Regions from separate parts of the Homo sapiens genome. Here region 2 is linked to region 1. A link is a contact called in ENCODE Hi-C data. All regions are on one chromosome and are shown on one strand. The core of a region is the stretch at or near the end of the contact, and the rest is flanking DNA. Distances in the headings are between cores, read along the strand shown.

Region 1 (2,640 bases), core at 37-2,536:
TAATTCCTGGCATTTTACCTATTCATGTTATTTTATTTTATTTTTTTAGTTTTAGTAGATAAGGGGGTCTCCCTGTGTTGCCCAGGCTGGTTTGGAACTCCTGGCCTTTAGTGATGATCCTCCCCTCTCAGCTTCCCAAAGTGTTGGGATTACAGGCATGAGCCATTTTGCCTGGCCAGGCAGGAAAATGGCGTGAACCCAGGAGGTGGAGCTTGTAGTGAGCCGAGATTGCGCTCCAGCCTGGGCAACAGACTGAGACACCCCTTCTCAAAAAAACAAAACGAAACAAAAAATCAGGGTAGCACTTCCATCCCCAGGCCCAGGCCACTCTTCTAAGTGCTGAGAGGATCTGAGCTCACGTGAGGCTGCCCTAGGCCTGCAGGGGCCATTCTCATCTTACAGAGGAGGGGCCAGAGGTGCAGAGAGGTGGGGTAACCTGCCCAGGCCATGGAGCTGGGCCACTTTCCTGGCCAGCCCTGCCAGCCTCTGCATCACGGGCCCTGCAGGAGGGAGCCTTTGGGAACCAGGCTCTCTTCTTCCTAAATTTTAAAATAAAAGCATTTCTCCTGATCATTGAGTTTTTCCGTATATTCCGTGTTACTGGTGTCATTATAAACGGTGAATGTGAATACTGATCATGGAGGAGGAGTGTGTGTTCAGGGTCATCTGCATCCTCCTCTGCCCACAGTGGAGACATCCTTGGAAGAGATGATTTGCCTTGTGCTTCAGAGATCATTGCCTCCCCACACCCTCTCCTAAGACTTTGTATTGAAACAAAGTAATCTTACACAAAGTTCATCAAAGCACTGTGAACAAAATTCCAGATTGCTCCCATCATCCTTTAGTTCAGTTCTCCCAGTTCCAGAGCCCAGGAATGGCAGGAAGCACACAGAGAGAGCACCCTCCCAAGGTGGGGAGCACTAGCCCAGCCATGACTCTTAGGGGAGAGTCTCAGCAGGGGTCTTGGGCTGGTGCAGGCCGGGGAGGCGGCCCGTTCAGAAGCAGCAGTGGGGTGACCACACAGCAGGGCAAAGAGCCTGGGTGGGAGTGGGGATGGCAGGGGAGCCAGAGGAGAAGGAGCCCAGGGCTGGGGCTGGGGCAGCGGGAGGCCAGGGCTGAGGCACAGAAGGGCTGCCAGGCAGGAAGTGGCAGCAGAGGGCCCAGTGGACAGAGTGGGCGGCAGTACCTGATCTGTGCTTCTGGCCACAGCTTCCTTAGCAGACTTGCCCCTGCTTGTCTGAGGCACTAAGTTTCACTTTTGGCAGCTCTCCCAAAAGTCACAAAAGGTCAGCTCTCCCAAAAGTCACAAAAAGTCACTGCTTGATGAGGGTGGCTCCACCCTCTTCCTTTTGTGGGACTGGAGTGGGAGGGCCCTGGGGTGCTTCAGATCCCTCAGGCTCCTTTCTTTCTCTATTTCCTCGGGCTTGGCAGGGGAAGTCTGATGGAGGTGGCTCACCTCCCATCCTCCCACCCCCAATTCCCTCTCCAGGTACAGCCAGACTCAACTCCCTCCCCAGGTATAGTTTACAAAAGAACAAAGGCCAGATGCGGTGGCTCACACCTGTAATCCGAACACTTTGGGAGGCTGAGGTGGGCAAATTACAAGGTAAGGAGATGAAGACCATCCTGGCCAACATGGTGAAACCCCGTCTCTGCTAAAATACAAAAAATTAGCCAGGTTTGGTGGCCTGCGCCTGTAGTTCCAGCTGCTTGGGAGGCTGAGGCAGGGAAATTGCTTGAACCTTGGAGGCAGAGGTTGCAGTGAGCCGACGTCGCACCACTGCACTCCACCCTGGCAACAGAACGAGACCCTGTCTCAAAAAATAAATAAATAAATAAAAATAAAAAAGAAAGAAAAAAGAAAGGAATTGATGGCTGGTCACGGTGCCTGTTATCCCAGCACTTTGGGAGGCTGAGGCAGGTGGATTGCCTGAAGTCAGGAGTTCAAAATCAACCTGGCCAACCGCACTCCAGCCTGGGCAATAAGAACAAAACTCCGTCTCAAAAACTAAACTAAACTAAAATAAATGAAAGGAATAGAAGCCACAGAAAGGAGCAGGGATCCAGACCAGGGCTGACACCATAGACCAGATGCCACTCCCCTGGTGGACAGGGCAGGCTGCAGCCCCCTCCCCACCACCCCACTGACCTTTGGCATTCAGCCTCCTGGCAGGACCCTGAGCCTGATGTGAAATGAGCACTGGGGTCAGGCTCAGGACTGCATCTCCAGCGGATCCAGTGCCCATTATCTAGCCCAGTCCCCAGATAGCACTGGGAGGGGAGGGCAGTGATCCTGACAGTCAGAGGAGGTCCCAAGCACAGAGAGGCTAAGATACTGTCCCCACGTCACACAGCAAATCAACAGCAGAGCTGGAGTGCTGGCCAGGACTTCCTGTGTCCCTTCTCCCCCACAGCTAGCTACTTTGAGGTTCTTCATTGCTCCATGGAAAGGAGCAGGAGAGGAGACACGAGGGAGGGGACTTACTGCTCCTAAAGGGCCTCCCAGGTCAGAGATGAAGGACCTGGACTTCACATTTGCATTCTGGAACCCATGTCCTCGTCTTCATGCATATCAACCAACACCCTTCAGATCATAAACACCAAAGAGCCAGGCCAGGTGCTGTGGCTCACGCCTGTAAT
Region 2 (2,640 bases), core at 86-2,585, 110 kb before region 1:
GTCGCCCCACCCCCAGCAGTCCTGACCCCAGACCCCCAGCTCTCCCAGCGCACCTGCCGCTCACTCCATGGAGGTTATGGCCCGGGTGGGGTACAGGTAACATGACCACCAAAATCAGCGGTGACCTGGCCTCCACCCTCTGGAAGCTAGCGCTCCAGAACCCCCAGCCCCTCCCTGGGTTTCAAATCCTGCCTTGCCCCTTCCAGGCTTCCGTCTGTGAAGCCAAGTGACTCTTCCCACTCTGTCTACACAGCCTTCCCAGGGATTGCATGTAAAGAACCAGGTGAAGGTTGGGCACAGTGGCTCATCCTTCAGTCCCAGCACTTTGGGAGGCCAAGGCTGGTGGATTGCTTGAGGCCAGGAGTCTGAGACAAGCCTGAGCAACATGGAGAAACCCCATCTCTACAACCGAAAAAAAAAAAAAAAAAAAAAGAGCGTGGTGGTACATTCCTGTAATTCTAGCTACTTGGGAGGCTGAGGCAGGAGGATCACTCAAGCCCAGGTGATTGAAGCTGAAAAAAAAAAAGCGTAGGTTGGGCGCGGTGGCTCATGCCTGTAATCCCAACACTTTGGGAGACTGAGGTGGGCAGATCACCTTAGGTCGGGAGTTCGAGACCAGCCTGACCAACATGGAGAAACCCCATCTCTACTAAAAATACAAAATTAGCTAGGTGTGGTGGCACATGCCTGTAATCCAGCTACTCGGGAGGCTGAGGCAGGAGAATTGCTTGAACCAGGGAGGCAGAAGTTGCGGTTAGCCAAGATCGCGCCACTGCATTCCAGCCTGGGCAACAAGAGCGAAACTCTGTCTGAAAAAAAAAAAAAGGCCTGGGTATTTGAAGACTTTGTGTCTAGGCCAGGGATGTGTTGGGGCCAGGTGGTTATTGGTGATTGCTGGCTGCAGTCTGAACAACCCACATCCCCCACGAAGCCACTGGGAGGCTGTGGGTGGTGACTGGGGGGTGTCCCGGGGTGTGGTGTCGTGGTATTATGTTTGTGAGGGCATCACTTTCCCCCACTGCATCTTAGTGGCTTCCTCCCCTCCAGCTGGAACCTGGGTCCAGCAGGCGGGGAAAGAGCCCACAGGGAGGGGAGCTTGTGAGAGAAGGAGGGCCTTGGTGACTTGGTGCTGATGTGCCTTGTTTTCCGGGCTGGCACAGGCAGGACACCCTGGATCCCCAGCCCTGACCCTGATTGTCCCTCAGGCCCCAGCTGGACCCAAAGTCACTTTCTTAGGTTTGGCTTTGAGACATCTCTTCTCCCTCTCCCTTTTACTGTCTCTCCCCTACCCTGAAGATCAGAGAGGAGGGAGGTGCCTGTGAGTCACCTTGTGACTCACAGGAGGGCACAGCCAGGGTCTGGGGCGGGAGTGTGTGCAGTTGTCCAGTGTGCATGTGCATGTGTGTGTGCACGGTCAGCATGTGTGCATAGGCAAATGTTCATGCATGTATGCTTGTGTGCACCTGTGCATGTTTTGTGAGGGGGCTGAGCTGGGGGAGGGGGAGAAGACATGCCTTGGCTTTCTCACCTTTAAAATGCATGAGCTCTGGCCGGGCGCAGTGGCTCAGGCCTGTAATCCCAACGCTTTGGGAGGCCAAGGTGGGTGGATGACCTGAGGTCAGGAGTTCCAGACCAGCCTGGCCAAAATGGTGAAACCCCATCTCTACTAAAAATAGAAAAAAATTAGCCGGGTGTGGTGGCAGGTGCCTGTAATCCCAGCTACTCGGGAGGCTGAGGCAGGAAAATCACTTGAACCCAGGAGGCGGCCGTGTCAGTGAGCCGAGATCATACCACTGCACTCCAGCCTGGGCGACAGTCTCAAAAAATAAAAATGAAAAAATAAATAAAATAAAATGCATGAGCTCATGGAAGCTGCCCCAACCCGAGGGGGCCACTAAGTCACAGCCAGGACAGGGTGCTTACCTGGAGCAGGTGCATAAGGCTTGGTTATATTGAAAGCGTGAAGAAATATCAAATAGGGGTAGCAAAGCCATTCTGCATTCTAAATAGTTTACATTGATCAAACTAACACTTCTGACACAACTACCATGCAACGGCCATTTGTAGACCCGTGTTTGGGTCTACAAAATCTTGAAAGTTGAAGTAGATCTTTCCTGAATATGAGGCCCAAACTCACAGACCTCCTGGCCTCCGGAGGTTAATAGGACCCTCTGTGTGCAACCAGGAGACCACAGAGGCCGTGGATGAGGGGAAGGCAGGGCGGGGCACTGGCTGCTCAAGCTGGGCTAGGAGCACTGTGGCAAGGACCTCTGTGTCTGTTGCGTTCGTCCCTCTTCCCTCGCCATCTAGAACAGTAGGCTGTTCTAGATGCACAGTAGGCTCCCAACACAGATGGCTGGATCAGTGATGACTGACTGCATGTCCCAGGTATGGAAGATCTCAACTGGGCCATGGCTGCGGGGATGGTGGGAGGGCGCTGGACAGGGAAGCCTGGTTATCATTCCCTCCTGGTGCTGCTGAAGGCCCCCTTTCCTCCAACTTTGACCAAGTGAAGATGGGTGGAGAGCTGACGCCTGGGTTCTAATAGGACAGGTCACTTCCCTTCCCTAAGAATCAGTCCCCTCCCTTGTCTGTAAAACAGGGATGCACCATGTTCCACCTTTGTGGTTTCTGGGCAGC

Evidence for each region. Hi-C counts contacts between places; a loop is a spot of excess contacts on that map. Pooled maps may share reads with other maps.
Region 2: a loop to region 1 is called in a pooled map, with 2.4 times the contacts of the local background. The contact joins the enhancer-like site here to the promoter of APOBEC3H in region 1. A Hi-C loop is called at or near these places in 1 of 50 pooled maps.

What each region holds. Positions count from the first base shown.
Region 1 is chr22:39,095,890-39,098,529 of GRCh38, reverse strand. It overlaps APOBEC3H (apolipoprotein B mRNA editing enzyme catalytic subunit 3H), which reads right to left and starts at 1,286. Exons shown (of 5, transcript NM_181773.5): 1 at 1,187-1,286. RefSeq lists enhancers at 1-754, 1,085-1,424, 755-1,642, 965-2,164.
Region 2 is chr22:39,204,171-39,206,810 of GRCh38, reverse strand. No RefSeq gene overlaps it. Among named protein-coding and RNA genes, the nearest start is that of PDGFB, 39 kb to the left of the region's middle. RefSeq lists enhancers at 855-904, 877-1,816. Within about 2 kb of position 1,335, at least 3 of the 41 ENCODE cell types and tissues checked have a DNase peak (open chromatin) inside an H3K27ac peak, as active enhancers do.